Regions from separate parts of the Homo sapiens genome. Here region 2 is linked to region 1. Evidence: chromatin contacts called from ENCODE Hi-C or POLR2A ChIA-PET data. All regions are on one chromosome and are shown on one strand. Each heading gives the region's core, a stretch centred on a gene start or an enhancer-like site at or near the end of the contact. The rest is flanking DNA. Distances are from core to core; before and after follow the strand shown. Region 1 overlaps SAMD7 (sterile alpha motif domain containing 7). Region 2 overlaps PHC3 (polyhomeotic homolog 3).

What was found. Hi-C counts contacts between places; a loop is a spot of excess contacts on that map. ChIA-PET counts read pairs that join two places held with the same protein, here RNA polymerase II (POLR2A). Pooled maps may share reads with other maps.
Region 2: a pooled map shows a loop between it and region 1 (2.2-fold over the local background). The contact joins two enhancer-like sites. A Hi-C loop is called at or near these places in 1 of 168 maps with a recorded cell type or tissue (OCI-LY7), 8 of 37 single-sample maps with no recorded cell type and 6 of 50 pooled maps. POLR2A ChIA-PET finds 5 or more read pairs at or near these places in 2 of 52 experiments (B cell and OCI-LY7).

Annotation. Positions count from the first base shown.
Region 1 is chr3:169,929,768-169,934,077 of GRCh38, forward strand. The region is part of intron 7 of SAMD7 (sterile alpha motif domain containing 7); the gene reads left to right. It also overlaps the pseudogene FAM20BP1. Among named protein-coding and RNA genes, the nearest start is that of SAMD7, 20 kb to the left of the region's middle. Within about 2 kb of position 2,469, at least 4 of the 41 ENCODE cell types and tissues checked have a DNase peak (open chromatin) inside an H3K27ac peak, as active enhancers do; they include B cell and OCI-LY7, where a contact is called at or near this core.
Region 2 is chr3:170,152,877-170,157,186 of GRCh38, forward strand. The region is part of intron 4 of PHC3 (polyhomeotic homolog 3); the gene reads right to left. Among named protein-coding and RNA genes, the nearest start is that of PHC3, 27 kb to the right of the region's middle. Within about 2 kb of position 1,740, at least 4 of the 41 ENCODE cell types and tissues checked have a DNase peak (open chromatin) inside an H3K27ac peak, as active enhancers do; they include B cell and OCI-LY7, where a contact is called at or near this core.

The sequences.
Region 1 (4,310 bases), core at 1,219-3,718:
GACGGCCAAGCCTCAAGTTACTTATGAAGCAAGTTGTGTTCCTCAAGTCACCCATTTTTGTCTTTTGCATAACCTGATAAAAAGTTTTTGGCCTACTCTTCCCTGTTCAATGGTTATAACCTTATTTTTAAAAATTAGTCATTAGTCATGGGTAAGCCACTTTTTAAATGTATCTATACCACTTCAAGTGCCATGTCAACCATGGGTTCAATTAAGTTGCTAACTTCTGATAACAACCGGAAGAGCAACCCTTATTTAATAAGCATGTGATTGCTAAGATCTGGCACATTGAATTTGAACTCTGATTATTCTTAGTGATCCATAGTCAGAAAAGTGCAATTTATAATAATAGCTCTTGTAATAAATAATATTACATGCTTTTCATAGTTTAAAATCCCAAATGTCCCCTTGTGGGTACACAGAAGTCACATAAACATGAGTACTCCAAACTCTGCTGACTCATTATCTCTCACTGACAGGATGTCAGCGCCCTCTTCCCTACCCCAAGAAGTGGTAGCAATTATTTCTAGATACGTCTCAAATTTGTTTAGGATCAAGTCCTGCTTTAGTTTCCCCATTAAAGTATACTCCCTCCAAGTGACAGCAGGTGGCATCAACTGAAAGATGTCACTGCTGTGCTGTGCCTGCCCCCAGCTATGCTCTGTGATGTTATTTTATACAGAAATGGGGAGATGCCCTCTGGATGCAACAGCCCTGAAGCAGCACTGCTTGTACCCCACTCTCACAAGGACGCTTGTCTAAAATGTCCCATCAGGTGTTACTCATTGTTACTCATAGCCCCTTTCTTTTCTTTTTTTTTTTTTTTTTTTTTGAGACAGAGTCTTGCTCTGTCGCCCAGGCTGGAGCGCAGTGGCATCATCTCTGCTCACCACAACCTCCGCCTCCTGGGTTCAAGCGATTCTCCTGCCTCAGCCTCCCGAGTAGCTGGGACTATAGGTGCACACCACCACGCCTGGCTAATTTTTTGTATTTTTAGTAAAGACAGGGTTTCATCGTGTTGGCCAGGCTGGTCTCAACCTCCTGACCTCATGTTCCGCCCACCTCGGCCTCCCAAAGTGCTGGGATTACAGGCATGAGCCACCGCGCCCAGCCCCATAGCCCCTTTCTTTAAATGAGTTGGACCAAGGTGCTGAGATTAGCTGGCGTTAAACCTACTGTCCCCCAACTATCCTCTTACTCCCCATCTCTGCCTTAGGTGCCTACTCAGCAACTTCTCACCACTCACCTCCTGTAGGTAGAAAAAGAAATTCAGCAGAAAAAAAATAACAACTAAAACCCAAAGCCCCAAGTGCAAATGAACTCTTTTAAATAGGTGTAGAGAAAGGATTGGTGGCTCAGCTGTTAAGGAACATTCAGGAGAGCCTGCAACATATTTTGTTCCAAGTAAATGTCTAGTTCAGAGGACTCAGCAGATAAAATATCCTCTCTCTAAAAAGAACTGAAATTACTGAAAATATGTGCACATTTATATCATTACACATGGCCCAAACTGCTCTGGTGAGAAAGAAGGGGGTACATCTGAGCGACAGGGACATGTATGTGTCCTCGCCCCAGGCCCTGAGTACATCCACCATGGCTGAGGGTTAGATCCTCACACATTTCAGTCCCCTGGCTGCCAGCCTACCTCTGCTTGAAAATTTATCCACGTGGTTCCTCCTTTGGATGCTCACAAATTGTCAGGTGCACACTACCACACCCAGCTAATTTTTTTTAAAGAGATGGGGGTCTACTATGTTGCCCAGACTTGTCTCAAACTCCTGGGCTCAAGTGATCCTCCAGCCTTAGCCTCCCAAGTAACTGAGATTACAGATGTGAGCCACCGCACCTGGCTCTTTAATTTATATTAGCCATTTTCTATAATTTGCTTAATTAAAATAGGAAAAGAAATAATTACTTAATGCAGTTTGTTGGGGGACGGCTGGCTCAGCGCTGAGAGAGGTGGCCAGGGAATGGTGGGAGCTGCAGTGGTGGTGGCAGTGGCTGGGGTGATAAGCACAGCCTGGGGCTGCCCCTCCTCGGGGGCCATGCTGCATTGCACTGCATGGGTAGCCACGAGCGAGTCTAGGACGCAACGGGAACTGTGGAAGGTGCATCCACAAATGGACCAATGTGTGTAATGATGGAATCTCCTTACTAACCATTACCACTGCCTCTCCTTGATAAGTGAGCCAGAGAGTGAGTGGGTCAGGGGAGAAGAAAAGAGGTCAACATGAAGCTAAAGCAGCGAGTCATGCTGTTAGCAATTCCTGTCATCTTTATCTTCACCAAAGTTTTCCTGATTGACAACTTAGATACATCAACTGCCAAGCAGCGTTTCACTACTTGATCCCCTGAGGGCTTTTCACCGAATGATGACTGGCTTGTGGATGGAGCTGTCACCCAAGTTGGACCACACGTTGCAGTCTTCCTAGGAGACTGCAGCCCAGTGGGTGGTTCCCCAGGAAGTGTACTGTGAAGAGACACCAGAGCTGGGGGCAATCATGCATGCCATGGCCACCAAGCAAATTATTAAAGCTGATGTGGGTTATAAAGGGACACAGCTGAAAGCCTTACTGATCCTTGAAAGGGAACAGAAAGTTGTTTTCGAACCTAAGTAGTATAGCCGAGACTATGTAGTGGAAGGGAACCATATGCCGGTTATGATAGACACAATGCGGAGGTAGCAGCCTTTCACTTGGACAGGATTGTGGGTGTCCCAGAGCCCTGCTGATGGTGGGCAGATCCGTTCATCTTCAGACAGAGATCAAGCCTGTTACCATGGAGCAGCTGTTGAGCCCCTTCCTAACTGTAGGACACAATACTTGTTTTTATGGGAAGTGTTATTACTACCGAGAAACAGAATCAGCTTGTGCCGATGGAGACACAATGGAAAAATCTGTCACACTTTGGCTTCCAGATGTGTGGCCTCTCCAGAAACACTGACACCCGTGGGCCAGGACTTACTGAAAAGGCAAATTGGCCAGGTGGGAGTATGATGAGCGCTACTGTGAGGCTGTGAAGAAAACGTCCCTTTATGACTCTGGCCTGTGCCGCCTGGACACCATTAACACAGCTGTCTTTGATTACCTGATTGACAATGCTGACTGCCATTACTATAAGAACTTTCAAGATAATGAGGGCGCCAGTATGCTCATCCTTCTTGATAACAACAAAAGCTTTGGGAACCCCTTGCTGGATGAAAGAAGCATTCTTTCCCCCCCTCTATCAGTGTGGCATCACTCAGGTGTCTACCTGGAACAGACGGAACTACCTAAAGAATGGTGTGCTGAAGTCTACCTTAAAATCTGCCATGGCCCATGACCCCCTCTCCCCAGTGCTCTCTGATCCTCGTCTGGACGCCATGGACCAGTGGCTCCTGAGTGTCCTGGCCACCGTGGAGCAGTGCACTGACCAGTTTGGGATGGACACTGTATGGTAGAAGACACAATGCCTTTCTCCCACTTGTAACTCTCAATAAAAAATAAGTGAAACTTCTTTTTACAAAGATAGAGAAGCAGCACAATCAATTCCAAATGGTATGAAATGGATTGGAAATGGCCAGCAGCAAGTTCTGGTGACAGGGGACAGGGTGGCCTTGGATGTCTTTGGTGTTTTCTGTAGTAGAAACTAAAGCAAAGACCACAAGTTTCTGAGCATGGAGATGTTCCTGCTGAATCACCTTCTGAATTCCTCAGCAATTGCCCATTCTAGCAATAGGCATCATAGTTGGTCAGTCTTAATTCCCAGGCCAAAGGACAATCAGACATTTTCATAGATGAATACTGGGATTGGCTCTGGAGTGTGTGTTTTGAGTGGAACATTTCAGTCCTTTCTCCACACCGGTGCATATTGTGGAAAAATATATGTATACATTCATGACTAAAATCTATTAGAACACAAGGTTCCCAGTACAGGAGCTTTCCAAGAAGATTCTACTTTTTAGCTGGTCCTGAGTCATGCCCTGTGAGGCATGGAGCACAGAGTGGAAACAAGACCAATGTGGTTCCTCTTCTCATGGCACTCATAGTCCAGAAGAGGGGCACCAGTGAGTGATCCCACATCCATACGAGCACGTTGTGAAAGGCGGGTACAGAGCATGGTGGGAACACATATGAGGGACTCTTGGCCTCCTAAAGGAAGAGGCCTCTAAAGTGAGACCTGAAAGTCAAGAGGAGAGGTGAGGCAGGAGGGAGATAAAGGAGGAATTTCCAGGTGAGGGCCAGAGCCAGAGAAAACTTTAATATGGTTGGGACTTTGAGAGTAGTTCCCAGTGCTACAGAGGGCCAGGGCCAAGGTGGGAGAGGTGGGGA
Region 2 (4,310 bases), core at 490-2,989, 220 kb after region 1:
GCCTCAAACTCCTGGGCTCAAGCGATACCCCCACCTCAGCCTCCCAAAGTGCTGGGATTACCAGCATGAGCCATCGCACCAGACCACACTTTTCTTCTTGAATTCCTAGATTATCATATCTACTTCCACGGTTTCAAACAATTCAATCCTGATGACTCTTGATTCTTAACTATAAACCCTTTTTTGAAGTTCCAGATCCAAATACCTACAGAACACATCTTTCTGGGTATCCTTTACCAGCTCAAATTCAGCATGTTCAAACAGCAAACTAATTATTCCTTTTAAAACAGCTTCTCCTCAAATGGCACTGGCATTTTCTAAAATTCTCCAAGACACAGTATCTGGAAGTCATCCTGATGCTTCCCTCTCCTTTACCACACACACAAAATCAGTCACGTATCTTGTTTCTAATACATCTTTTTGTCTCCTAATTTCCATTTTGATTTTTCATCACTTAGTTTGAGACTTTGGGCCCATGTCATTTCTGGCTTGATTACTTTAATATCTGCAAACTGATACCTCTTACTGGAATCTTGTCACCTTCTACTTGCCAGATAATCTTTCCCTGATTATTAATATTAATTACCCATTTAAGAATCTTCTGAGGCCGGGCGCGGTGGCTCACGCCTGTAATCCCAGCACTTTGGGAGGCCGAGGCGGGCGGATCACGAGGTCAGGAGATTGAGACCATCCTGGATAACACGGTGAAACCCCATCTCTACTAAAAATACAAAAAAATAGCCAGGCGTGGTGGCGGGTGCCTGTAGTCCCAGCTACTCGGGAGGCTGAGGCAGGAGAATGGCGTGAACCCGGGAAGCGGAGTTTGCAGTGAGCCAAGATCGCGCCACTGCACTCCAGCCTGGGTGACAGAGAGAGACTCCGTCTCAAAAAAAAAAAAAAAAGAATCTTCTGGATAAAGTTAAACCTCTTCCCTGACAACCTCTCTAGCATCATCTCCTCCCCCTCCACACACAACCTTCCCATTACCATAGCAAGGTATGTGTAGTATCATGATCTCAGTCCTCTATGGCACTGGCGATGATATTCCTGACTAGATTGAGCATCCTTGCCACCGCCATGTCCCAGCCCATCTGCAGCTACATAGTGAACAACTTCTCAAAAATCACCTGCTCTAATAAGCTTTTTCAGGCATTCCCATATCCCAAAGCAGAACTGACTATTCCCCCTCTTTGTTGCCTAATTGTTACCGTCCATATACTTTTAGCATATATTTCTATCTCATCCTTCTAAATAATAATTTCTTTAAGGGTGGGGGCCATGTGTTATTCATCTTCATATATCCAGTATCTACGAAAGGTCTTCATTCAATAAGCTTATTAAGTTAATTAATGTCATGTTATTTTAAGGCATATTTCATATTTTAAGGCATATTCATGCAATATTTAAGCTTTGCTCCAGAGATTAAATTACCAACAGGGAAGAACTGGACCCAAGTTTTTCTGACTCATGTATTTTGGCATTCGGGGTACTTTTTTAATATCCTGATAGCTCTCTAGTTCAGGTTACTCTGCAGTAATAATGCCTTAGAACTTTTTTTTCAGTTGGTGATTCTTTCAAAAAACAGTAAGAAAGAAATGTACTCTTAGTAAGGATATTTACACATTCTCTAAAGAAAAATGTAATAAAAGTCTTCTTTAAAAAATGATTGGCTGATAGCTAACAAGCTGGAGAATGCTTTTTAAGGAAGTATAGTACAAAGTACAAACAGAATGCTTTTATTTTTCTTAAAAAAGAAAAGAGGAAGTGAAGACAACTAGCAACGCCCTAACCACCTGTATTCTACTCTAAGTTGTGAGATCAAAGAACAAGTGTTGTGTTTACTTTTAAGTTCCATATAACAAGTAATATTTCAAAAGCAGCTATCTACTAATAACACCCAACTCATGAAGGCCAACAGATCAGTAGCCACCTCTGCAAGAAGTCCATCTCCCTAGCTAGCCTAACTAAAAAACTGTCCTTCCTTTCCACAACTGATAAGGCTCTCCTTTTTCCTGTGTTGCTCTGCTGACCTAAACCAGATGTCTTTACCAGTTTCCATTAATTTCTCTGTCAGTTCCATCCCAACACTCCTAATTCCCTTTCACTGAAGACCCTGACCAATCCTGTCACTTCATATCTCAAGTCACACTCCACAAAGAAACTCACTTACTGAGCCCGATTACTGCAAGCTGTCTCCCCACTGACGCTAATTCTAGGAGTCACCAGAAAGAAACAAGTCTGCCAGAAAAAGCCACTTAACTCCCAACTACCTGTTAATGTCCTCAAAAGGAGTTTCCAACCGATTACTACCCATAGCCAAAGTCCATTTGAGAGTTGCCTCTACCGTTTCACTGATCAGAATCAATCAGGTATACCCTAAATAGAGAAACATTTCACATTAAAAGAATGATGTATCTGTATTCAGTGGCATTAAAAGATTTTTGTGTCCACTGCTGAGTAAAAAGGCAGCAAAACAACATGTAGAGTATCATTCATATAGGTACATACAAATGTCTGTGTGTGTATATGTATCACAAATGTGAAAAACATGTTAAGAAAGATGGCCAGGCATAGTGGCTCATGCCAGTAATCCCAGCACTTTGGGAAGCTGAGACAGGTGGATAGCTTGAGCTCAGGAGTTCGAGACCAGCCTGGTCAACATGGTGAAACCCTGTATCTACCAAAAATACAAAAAATTAGCCAGGCATTGTGGTGCACACCTGTGGTCCCAGCTACTCAGGCGGCTGAGCTGGGAGATCACTTGAGCCTGGGAGGCGGAGGTTGCAGTGAGCCGAGATTGCAGCACTGCACTCCAACCTGGGTGACAGAGCGAGACCCTGTCTCCAAAAAAAAAAGTTAAGAAAAATGACTGCATTGGATATACACACAATAATACATACTCATAACATGATATATGACTAGACTCAATATAGAAACACACACACACCCATGCACCACTACCTGTGAGAACAGTCACCAAAATGTTAAAGGTGTATATATATAATGCCTTCTAGGAGTAAAATCCGGGATTACTTTTTTTAAAGTTTTTAACTTTTCTATGTAGATATTAATTTTAGAATCAGAGAGGAAATGCTATTTTTCTCTTTAATGCTTACCTTAGTATATTAATTTGCTTTTATCATGTTAAAGCAGCTTATAAATAGTATTGCCTCATTATTTAGTGGGAACTGCTATGTGGTATTTCAAGTATCAGTAGAGTAAAATGCTATATAGAAATTTTATTTTTATTTTATTAAGAAAAGAGATGGGGTCTACGTAGTTCAGGCTGGTCTCAAACTTCTGGGCTTAAGTGATTCTCCCATCTTGGCCTCCCAAAGTGCTGGGATTACAGGCATGAGCCACCATATCCGGCCCTATGCAGAATTTTTTTTTTTCTTGAGACAGAGTCTCACTCTGCTGCCCGGACTGGAATGCAGTGGCACAATCTCCGCTCACTGCAACCTCCGCCTCCTGGGTTCAAGTGCTTCTCCTGCCTCAGCCTCCTGAGTATCTGCGACCACAAGCGCCCACTACCATGCATGGCTAATTTTTGTATTCTTAGTAGAGACGAGTTTCGCCATGTTGGCCAGGTCTCGAACTCCTGACCTGAAGTGATCTACCCACCTCGGCCTCCCAAAATGTTGGGATTATAGGTGTGAGCCATCGCACCCGGACTTTTAAGTAGTAATAGCTATCCATGAAGAATTTTCTTTTTAAGAGACTACATGGTTTTTTTTTTGAGATGGAGTCTCACTCTGTCACCCAGGCTGGAGTGCAGTGGCGCCATCTTGGCTCACTGCAAACTCCGCCTCCTGGGTTCAAGTGATTCTCCTGCCTCAGCCTCCTGAGTAGCTGGGATTACAGGGCTTGCTACCATGCCTGGCTAATTTTTGCATTTTTAATAGTAACGGGGTTTCACCATGTTGGTCAGGCTGGTCTTGAACTCCTGACCTCGTGATCCACGCACCTCGGCCTCCCAAAATGCTGGGATTACAGGTGTGAGCCACCGTACCCTGCTGAGACTACGTGTTTTTTAATAAATCAAAGAAATAAAATACCTATCCTATTTATTTTAGAAAAACATTACTTCTACTTTCTGCAATACAAGCTGGTGAAAATAAAACAAACATAAAAAACCTCACAGTCTCCCAATGTTTTCAGATTTTGGCATCCTAGAAAGAAAACTTGCAATGTCAGAACAATTATCATATTGGAAATAATTTAAAATGTCCAGCAACAGCGATGGTTATATAAAATAAAATCCATTCACACAGTGCAACCCCACACAGCAGCTTAAGTGAGATTGATCT